2 separate regions of the Homo sapiens genome follow, and region 1 is linked to region 2. Evidence: chromatin loops called from intact Hi-C (ENCODE). Cell type or tissue: ovary. All regions are shown on one strand. Each heading gives the region's core, and the rest is flanking DNA. Links, peaks and the distances in the headings are about the cores only. Region 1 has its middle 64 kb from the start of LINC01644. Region 2 overlaps LINC01644 (long intergenic non-protein coding RNA 1644).

Region 1 (5,381 bases), core at 117-5,116, 70 kb before region 2:
CGGAGGCCTTCCGGGAGCTGACGTACAGAGTGGGGGGCAAGCACAATAAAGACATGAACATCTCACAGTATAGTAGGAGCCAGAGCAGGAGGTGAGCATGGGGTGGGAGCCCACACAGCCGACTCTGCTAGGGGAGACCAGGGAACACTTCTGTGCTGATTGGGGTTGCTGGTCTACTGCCACGGTTCTCTTGAGATGGAATGGATGGCTGCCTGGCAGGCATCTTACAAACTCCATGCAATGGCACTTGCAAACAACATACCAAGTGGATCAGTTTCCTGGGGCTGCCATACCAATGACCACCAACTGGGTGGTGTAAAACAACAGAGACGCATTATCTCACTGTTCTAGAGGCCAGAAGGCTGAAGCCACGGTGCCTGCAGAGGCTTCACCATCTGGAGCCTCCAGGGAGGACCCATTCCTTGCCCTTTCGCTTCTAGAGGTTCCGAGTGTGCCTTGGCTTATGGCAGCCTCACTCTAATCTCTGCCTCCATCATCCTATGACGTCTGGCTTTCGTAAGAACACTCTAGGCTGGGCATGGTGGCTCATGCCTATAATCCGAGCACTTTGGGAGGCCAAGGCAAAAGGGAGGATTACTTGAACCCAGGAGTTTGAGGCCAGGCTGAAGTGGGAGGACCGCTTGAGTCCAGGAGTTCAAGGCTGCAGTGAGCCATAATTGCACCACTGCACTCCAGCTTGGGTGACAGAGCAAGACCTTATCTCAAAAAAAAAGGAAATAAGAAAATAAGAACACTCTCTTTGGTTTGAGAGCTCATTGTACTCCAGGATGACCGCATCTAGACCCTGACCTCAATTACATCTACAAGCACCTTGTGTCCCTCTAACATCACATTCCAGGTTTTGGGTGGACCCGAATTTGGGGGACACTATTCAACCCACTGCACTGAGGCTCCGTGACACGCATACAGTCTGTCATTGCCAGGATGCATTGTTACTGGGCTGGCACACTGCCCAGGTGAGAAAACACAAGGGCAGAAGTGGGCTCATGGGTGAGGGATGCGGAGGAGGCACGACCTGTGCCCTCTCCAGGTCACAGTGAGGGCAGTGAGGGTGACAGAGATGGAGGCTTCTCTGGGAACTCCCAGCTTTTGTGCAGTGGATGGTTTTCAGTCAAATAAGCTGAAACAAGCCGGCGAGGCATTCAAGCAATTGCACGGAAGAGCAAAACAATAGGCGGAGATGCTTGTGGGCCAGGGCGGTGCATCCCGCAGAGCCGAATCTGTTTGGAGAAAGCCGCATTTGGGTCTTCTCCAGGGGGGTGGGGGTCAGGAGGCCCTTGGGTCATTTCCCTTAGTGGAGCATCTGGGCGCTGCTCCTTCATAATGACGTAGCCCTGGGAAAAGCACCTCAACTCTCTGGGCCTCAGTTTCCTCAATTATAAAATAAAGACTAAATAATCTTACAAGCCTTAGAAGGCTCCTGTAAGAATTGAGTAATGTGACTTTGGAGAGATTATAAAACCTCCCTCGCTAATGAAACCCGGGGAGGCTTTGTCATCATGATCACCCTTTATCCCCATCCATGCTGCCGGCTGACCACTGTTCCAGAGTTCCATGGCTTTGCCAGGCAGGAAGCTGATGCGAACTTACAACCTGTCAATGTGGTTTTAGAAAGTTGTTCTACCCGCTTCCAATGAGAAGCATAAACACCAGGGGTTTCACAAGCCACTCAGGCTACATGGCCTTTGGTCTGAGTTGAAGGAGCCTCAGGGGATGCATGGGAAGGTGCCAGCCCACATGGCTGTCAATGCCCAGCTGAGCTTCTGGCCTCTGCAGCTGGGAAGTGGGGATGTTCTGGGAATGGAGGAGGTGCTTGGCAGTCCTGGACCAAACTCAGAACTGGGTGCCCCATGAAGGGGCTCTGGGGCACGTCCTTGCCTGGACACTTCTCTACTCTCTTCCTGCCCTTGGCTGGGGGCTCAACCAGGGGACCTTCAAAGCCATTTCCCTTGAGATACTTACATGCAACTTCAACGGGCAGGTTAGTGTCAATATCTCTTATTTGCCACTGTGTATTTCGGCAATCACAAGGTGTTACTGATTGGCAAATTCAAATGCATATTGTCCTTAATTTGAGGTTAATTATATATAACATTTCAAAGGAGGTAATCTCATTAATTTTGATTTGCTTCTAACAGTATTAAAGCACGCACTGGAAGACTGACTCGATTAAAACGGAGCACATGGGGGGAGACGTCGGGCTCTTCCGAGATTGTTATGTGCATTTTATTAGCCACAGCGAGCCAAGAAGGACGCTGGTGAAACTTCTCCAAAAGCCACAGCCTGCATAACTGAAGCCACCCGGCCATCAGGCAGCCCTGCTCACTGTGCACGCTCCCAGTTCCCTGCCTGATATATATCAGAAGCTTCCTAGACATTCATGGATGAATAAAGGAATGAATGGGAAATCCCAGCGGGGCAGTCCTGGCAGGATATAAAAGGGAACTGGGATGATCTGTGTCATTCTTTCATGCATTGATTCAACCAAAATAAAAGCATAGACACTGTTTACATGCCAGGTACAGTGTGAGAGAATCACAGCCCATTCCCTGGAGAAGGTCACAGTCTTAAAAGGAAGGTGCCCAAGCACCCCGCTCGGTGTGAGTCCATAAGAATTCACTGTATGCTGGGCACGGTGCGAACCCTGGGGGAACAGTGGCAAGTACAACTGGCCCTTCCCTGCCCTCATGCCGCTGGTGGCTTGCCTGACCGATAGCACAGGTGAGATTCCAGGCGGAGGACAGTGCTGTGATGAGGAAGGGTCTCAGCAGGAGTTCAAGAAAGGGGTTTCAGATGGCAGAGAAGTTCCCATGGGAAGAGCAGGAGCCAAAAGAAACAACAGAGCGGACTTACCGAGGCCAGGAGGCAGGAACCCCCAGCCCCGGGAGTTAGAAAACAATCTCCACTCGGAGGACTCCGAGGACACAGCCCATTCTGGGGCTTGTCTCAGCAGACATAGTGCAGGAAAGGAGTGGGGACATAAGAAGCACTGTCCCCCGGAGGTGTGACATTGTCCCCTGGAGGTGTCACGCTGTCCCCCCAGAGGTATAAGTGACACTGTCCCCCAGAGGTGTGGCACTGTCCCCCAGAAGTGTGACACTGTACCCCAGAGGTGTGGCACTGCCCCCGCGGAGGAGGAGACAGTGTCAGAGACAGCCCAGGGGCCTCTGAGAACTGAGTGCAAACCGAGAAGGATGCGGGGGGCGGATCTGCATCCAGCAAAGGAAGACAAGGCCAGACACGCAGCGGGGCAGGACGCTGCCCAGCCTACAAGGTCAAGACCGGCAGCTGGGCTCCCTCATGAGACCCCCCCCAGCCCCCACATCACTGGCAGGGCCCTGTGCAGCTCCTCCTCTCTGGAGTTCCCTGCCCACTGCACAGGAGCTGGCCACACACAGAAGAACCTTTAAACAACAGCTAAAAGGGACAGGTTTGTTAGCATGGGGCAGAAGCCAAGCTGCCCACCCACTGCCCAAGGCTTTTTTAGAAACTGTGATTCCATCCCAGGCTCGAGGCTTTGACTCCCAAAGAGCCTAACCTCTCCCCTACTTGATGAAAAGGAGCCAAGCCCAGCGATCAGACCCAACCTGTCTTTCCCACTTAGTTTTAGGTAGAGAACTTGGCACAGAGGAGAAAAGACAAACGGGGAGATGCTGGCCATGGGGCACATCTCTCCCATGTGGAGAGAGGAAGGAAAGAGAAGGAGCCGGGCAGCCAGGTACTCGATGCATCCAGCCCCAAGAAATGAGGAAGCCCAAGCATGCAGGCTGGCCTGGGAGCTCGGACTGCAAGGTGACCAGAACCCAGCCCAGCCCGATTTCAGATGCCTGCGGGTCATGCCGAGAATAGTCCCTCCTCCCCCAGGGGCCAGTGAGCCGGGGAACCGAGCAGAAGCTCCCCAGGTGAGGGAGGGGCCAAGTGCCTGCCTCTGTAGGAGCAGCAGAAGCGTAAAGAGGGACAGAAGGGTGCAGCACACCAACATGGCACATGTATACATATGTAACTAACCTGCACGTTGTGCACATGTACCCTAAAACTTAAAGTATAATAATAAAAATATATATATAAAAAAAAGAGGGACAGAAATGCCCCCAGAACGATGGCTGGCGCTGACCGTTGGCACTCACACGTCATTGTGATGTGCAGTCTAGAGTCTGTCCTGCGTGGGGACTCTGGGTGGCTCCAACTCCACGGTGGGCCCCACCTTCCTGCTGTTGCTGCCAACCCAGGAAAGTCTGGCCCTTGGGCATTTAAAGATCAATGATCTATGCATATGGCCCAGCTGTGATGTTAGGCAGGTATATGACGTCATACCTCCAAAAATGCAGAGAGGTAAGTAATGTTCCCTTAACAAGGAGATGGACCCTTCATGAAGCAATGAGTGCTTTTCACCCCCGACAGTTCCTCTGCCACCCTCAAACACATCATTGCCTTTAGCAAAACTTTTCCCTGCCTTTTCCCACTGCCCATGACAGGGGATGGGGATGGGTGGAGCTCAAGGACGGCCCAAGGCCAGCACAGTAAGACCCGAGTGCCCACATCCATGGGCACCCTCTTATTCTGTTGTCCATGAATTCGACAGTCACCTCCAAGAACCTCAGCTCAGCTGGGCATTGGAAGAGCTCTCAGTACAGGGAGGAGCCCGAGAGAAGAGGGCCCTGGGCCAGCACAGGGTGGAAGCGCTGCTCTGCCCACAGGAGCCTCGGAAGGCAGAGCAAAGTCTCCCACAGCCCACGAGGGCACCACCATGGTGCCCACGCTACAGATGAGGAAGCTGAGGGTCACAGAAGCAAGTCCAGCTCCCCACAGCACGGATGGGATCCTGCTGTCCTGTCCACCGTTTCCCCACTGCAAGCCCAGCAGGCCCCCAGGAGCTCAGGGCCCCCAGGAGCTCAGGGCCTTCAGGAGCTCAGGGCCTCCAGGAGCTCAGGGCCCCCAGGAGCTCAGGCCCCCAGGAGCTCAGGGCCTTCAATCAGGCTTGGCCTTCACACATGTTCTGTAGGCAGTGAGGGAAATGAGGATTTTTTTTCTTATTGTTTGAAAATCACATTCACTGTGGTTGCTGATTTCAACAACCACCAGAGATTAGGCCCATGGATCATACCAGGGTCCGTTTCCCGGTTTTGACCACGTGCCTTCACTCCATGGCATGACAGACCCACTGGGGAAACACAGGAAGTTCACAAAGGATCTCATTGCATTATGTTTGCAAATTCTGTGACTCTATAATTATTTAAATATAAGAGGTTTTTAAGAAACCTATATATGCTCTTTGTGGAAGGTTAGAGGAATACAAACAATGGCGAAGAAAATAAAAATCACCGGTAATCACATAGCTCATCTCCCTAATTTTCTAGTAT
Region 2 (5,381 bases), core at 80-5,079:
GCACTGCTGGTGAGACTTAGCAACCCTTTGATAAATATTATCTACTATTAGTGATAGAGACAGGAGGTAGCCAAGGGTCCCCTGCGAAACCCTGCCTTCAAACCTAAAATAGCCTGAAGTTTAAAAAACCAGACAGCCAGTCCTGGATGAAGCCCACCCTTTCCTGACTGATCCTTTTTTTTTTTTTTTTTTCCTGTCTGTTGCCCAGGCTGGAGTGCAGTAGTGCAATCTTGGCTTACTGCAACCTCCACCTCCTGGGTTCAAGCAATTCTCCTGCCTCACCCTCCTGAGTAGCTAGGATTACAGGTGTGTGCCACAATGCCTGGCTAATTTTTGTATTTTTGGTAGGGACAGCGTTTCACTATGTTGGCCAGGCTGGTCTTGAACTCCTGACCTCAAGTGATTCGCCCACCTCAGCCTCCAAAAGTGCTGGGATTACAGGCGTGAGCCACCGTGCCCGGCCCTGACTGATTCTGTCAGAATAATGCGGACCTGCACACTGGGAGGACGGGGTGGGACCTCAGGAATTTGGTGCCACTTGCAGTGGGCAGGAGCCTGGCCTTTTCTGTTCGTGTGTGGTAACCTGGGATTCAGTCTGTGAAATGGAGGCCTGTTAACAGAAACTCCTCTCGATTTGCTGAGAATTTTTTCCTTTTTGCCCAATAAATCCTACTCCTTATCCTTCCATGTGTCCATCAGCCTAATCTTTCCTGGTTGTGTGACAAGAACCCATTTTTTTTTCCTACAGCAATAGTATTATGTTATTTTACTATAATTATCCCAAATCTTGCTATCTCTCTTTTGAAACATGTTCATGAAAGATATTGTCTTAGTTTTTGGCTGCTATAACAAAATGCCATAGACTGAGTGGCTTAATAACAAACATTGATTGCTCAAAGTTTCTGGAGGCCAGGAGGCCAAGGTCAAGGTGCTGGCAGATTCAGTGTATGGTGACAGCCCCTTTCTTGGTTTGCAGACAGCCGTCTTCTTGTATCTTCATAAGATTGAAGAGAGGGAACTTCTGTCTCTTTGTCTCCTTATAAGGGCACCAATCCCATTCATGAAGCCTCCACACCTATGACCTAATTACCTCCCAAAGGTCCCATTTCCAAATACCACATTGGGGATTTAGGCTTCTATATATGGATTTTAGGGAAACATAAATACCCCATTCATAGCCGATATCATTCACACATGATAGAATTTACTCATTTAATGTGTAAAATTCAATACTTTTTAGTGTATTTAGCTTTGTACAATCATACAATAATCTGTGCTTTTTTTTTTTTTTTAACATTTTAGTCCCTACTGAAAGGAATTCATATCCATTTGTAGTCAATTCCCATTCTCCCTAACTTCCCCTCATCCCCAGCAATCACTAATGTACTCTCTGTGTCTGTAGATTTACCTATTCTGGAAATTTCATGTAAATGGACTCATACAATATATGGTCTCGTGTGACTTGCCTCTTGCATTTAGCATAATGTTTTCAAGGTTCATCAACATTGTAGCATGCATCAGTACATCCTTCCTTTTTATTGCCAAGTAGTATTTCATTGCATGCCAAAATTTATCCCCATTTGGACATTTGGATTGCTTCCAAATTTTTTTTTTTAATTATTATTTGAGACGGAGTCTCGCTCTGTCTCCCAGGCTGGAGTGCAGTGGCGCGATCTCGGCTCACCGCAAGCTCCGCCTCCCAGGTTCATGCCATTCTCCTGCCTCAGCCTCCCGAGTAGCTGGGACTACAGGTGCCTGCCACCACGCCCAGCTAATTTTTTGTGTTTTTAGTAGAGACAGGGTTTCACCATGTTAGCCAGGATGATCTCGATCTCCTGACCTCTTGATCCGCCTGCCTCAGCCTCCCAAAGTGCTGGGATTACAGGCGTGAGCCACCGCACCTGGCCATGCTGCGCTATTTTTTTTTTTTTTTTTTAATTTTTAGTACAGACGGGGTTTCACCGTGTTAGCCGGGATGGTCTGGATCTTCTGACCTTGTGCTCCACCTGCCTCAGCCTTCCAAAGTGCTGGGATTACAGGCGTGAGCCACTGCGCCGGCCTCCAGGCTTTTTTTGACTATTGTAAATAATGCTGTTAAAAATTTTGTACAAGTTTTTGTGGGAATATATGTTTTCATTTCTCTTGTGTATATATCTAGATGTGATATTGCTGGGCCATATGTACAAGTTTTTGTGCAAGTTTTGTGGGAAGATATGTTTTCATTTTTCTTGCGTGTGTACCTAGATGTAATATTGCTGGGTTGTATGTTTAACCGTTTGAAGAACCACCAGACTGTTTTCCCAATATAGTAACGTTGAGCATCTGTTATTCTACTAATGGGCCATTTCTGTGTATTCTTGAGAGAACTGTTGATTGAAATCCCTTTATCGTTTTAAAAATTGAGTTATGTTTTTATTAAGTTCTAAGTGTTTTCTATGTATTTTAGAACAAGTCCCTTATTAGATACATGGTTAGCAAATATCTGATAGGTTGTCTTTTCACTTTCTTAATGGTATTGTTTGAAGTAAAAAGTTTTAAAATTTGATAAAATGTATCTAACTTTTCCTTTTGTTACTTGTGATCTTGATGTAATATTTAAAAAACTATTAAATAACCAAGATCACAACGATTTAATTCTATGCTTTCTTCTAAGAGTTTTATGGTTTTAGCTTTTACACCTAGGTCTTTGATACATTTTCAGTTGATTTTGGTGTGCAGTAGGAGTCTAACATTCTTTTGCATGTAGATGTCAAGTCTCTCAGTACCATTTGTTGAAAATCTTATTTTCCCCATTGATTTTTCTTGGGATTGTTTTCGGTAATCAATTGACCACAAATCTGAGTGCTTATGTCTGGACTTTCAATTCTATTCCTTTGACCTACACATTCATGTTTATGTCAGTATCACACTGTCTTGATTACTGTGCTTTGCAGTTAATTTTTAAAATTGGAAAGTGTGAGACCTCCAACTTTGTTGCTTTTTCAAGATTATTTTGGCTATTATGGGTTCCTTGAATTTACATATGAATTTTAAGTTCAGCTTTTAAATTTCTGCAAAAATGCTAGCTAGGATTTTTATGGGGATTGTGTTGAGCCATTAGATCAATTTGAAGAGTATGACTATCTTAACAATATTGTCTCAATCACGATGTCTTTCCAGTTATTTAGGTTTGCTTTAACTTATGTCATTGATGTTTTATAGTTTTCAGTGTGGAAGTCTTACACTTTGGTTAAATTTGTTCCTATTTTATTCTTTTTGCTACTATTGAAAATAGATTGCTTTCTTAATTTTATTTTTGGATTATTCATTACAAATGTATAGAAATGCACTTAATTTTATGTATTGATCTTGCATCCTGCAATCTTGCTGAGCTGGTTTATTAGTTTTAATAGTTTTATGGTGGATTCCTTAGAGTTTTCTTCATTCAAATTGTGTCATCTGTTCATATATATATATATAGTTTTACTCTTTCTTTTCCGATTTGGATGACTTTTATTTCTTTTTCTGGCCTAATTAGGTATGTAGTATTTCTTCTACCATGTGAAATAGAATTGATGAGAGCAAATGCTTTTTGTGTGTGTGTGTATCTATTGAGATAATATTGTGACTCTGTTTATCTTTTTTTAATATGGTGTGTTAACAGTGATTGATTTTCAGATATTAAATCAACCTTGCATTCCTGGGATAATCTTACTTGATCTTGTTGTCCGTATATATGTTTTTTTTCACATGGTGCTGGATTAATTTGCTAGCATTGTGTTGAGAATTTCTGCATTTATAGTCATAAGGCTAACTGGTTTTTTAGTTTTCTTTTCTTGTAATGTATCGTTTTGGTATCAGGATAGCACTAGCCACATAGGGTAAGTTGAGATGTAGTCCCTGTTCTTCTATATTTTGAAAGAGTTTATGAAGGATTGGCATTAATTCTTCTTAGAATGTTTGGTAGAATTCACCAGTGAAGCCATATGAGCCTGGAATATTTGTTGTGGGGAGGTTTTAATTATGAACCAACGATATCTAAGAGACATGTACAAACCACTCCACCCAACAGCAGTGAAATACACATTCTTTTCAAGAGCATCTGGAAAATTCTCTGATCATATGCTAGGCCATAAAACAAGCTTCCATAAACGTTAAGGAACTGAAATTATACAAAGTATCTCCAATTGGAATAGAATGGAATTAGAAATCAATAACAGCAAGAAATTTTGAAAATTTAACATCTACATATTTGTAAATAACACACTTCTAAGTAACTGATGTGTCAAGAAGAAATTACAGTTAAATTTGAAAAGCTCTGTGGTAGATACAAATAAAGATACAAATGTACCAAAACTTCTGTGATGCAGATAATGCAGTGCTCAGAGGGAACTTTATAGCTGTATACTCATATATTAAAAAAGAAGACACATTTCAAACCAAGGACTTAAAAATTCAATTAAATAAAATGGATTCTTTTAAGAAGATTAACAAAATCAACAAAAATTAGTGAGCAAGAAAGTATAGAGAAGGCTCAAGTTTCTGAAATCAGGAATAAAAGAACATTGCTGTTGACCTTATGGGAAAAAGGGGGATTATTGGGGAATACCATGAACAAGTGTGTGCTAACAAATTTGATGACTTAGATGAAATGGACGAATGTCTAAAAAAACAAACTGTTGAAACTGACTCACAAGAAATAGAAAATATGAATATACTTATAGAAAGTAAAATAATAGAATTAGCATTAAAAAATACAAAGAAAAGCCTAGGCACAGATGACTTCTCTGTGAATTCTACCAAAAAATTTAAAGAAGTAATACCAATGCATCACAAACTCTTTCAGAAAATGCAAGAGGAAGGAATACAGTCTAATGCCTTCTATTAGGCCAGTATTACCCTGACTTCAAAACCAGAGAAAGACATAAAAAGAAAAAAAACGAGACTAATGTAGCTTGTAAATACAGACACAGAAATCTTAACAAAATATCAGGAAACCAAACTCAGCAATAGATAAAGAGGAATAGAGATCATGACCAAGTAGGATTTTTTTCCCAGGAATTTCAGAAAATCAATTAATGTAACACAAGATGTCAACAGAATAAAAGATAGCAAGCAAAACCCATACGATCATCTTGACACATAAAAAGCATTTGACAAAAATTCAACACCTTTGCATTAAAAAAACCCTTAACAAAGTAGGATTAGAAGGTCAATTCTTCAACCCGTTAAAAAGCATCTGTGAAAAAATCCATTGCTAATACCGTAATGGTGAAAGATAAAATGCTTTTCTCCTCAGTTCAGAAACAAGACAAGGATGTCTGCTCTCACTGCCTCTATTCAAGATTGTACTGGAAGTTGTTTCCAGGGCAGTTAGTAATTTAAATAAATAAATAAATAAA

The links. Hi-C counts contacts between places; a loop is a spot of excess contacts. Peaks named below come from ENCODE experiments on the same cell type or tissue, not always from the same donor. Only the 100,000 strongest peaks of a DNase experiment are listed, where the experiment ranks them.
Region 1: a loop joins it to region 2, with 14 times the contacts of the local background. A loop is called at or near these places in 1 of 110 quality-filtered maps.

Annotation. Positions count from the first base shown.
Region 1 is chr22:47,548,611-47,553,991 of GRCh38, reverse strand. No RefSeq gene overlaps it. Among named protein-coding and RNA genes, the nearest start is that of LINC01644, 64 kb to the right of the region's middle. RefSeq lists an enhancer at 3,543-4,367. In ovary, for the core only: no CTCF peak of the experiment used is centred there; DNase peaks (open chromatin) are centred at 2,701 and 3,771.
Region 2 is chr22:47,478,773-47,484,153 of GRCh38, reverse strand. All of the region lies in intron 1 of LINC01644 (long intergenic non-protein coding RNA 1644), which reads left to right. Among named protein-coding and RNA genes, the nearest start is that of LINC01644, 5.6 kb to the left of the region's middle. In ovary, for the core only: no CTCF peak of the experiment used is centred there; no DNase peak of the experiment used is centred there.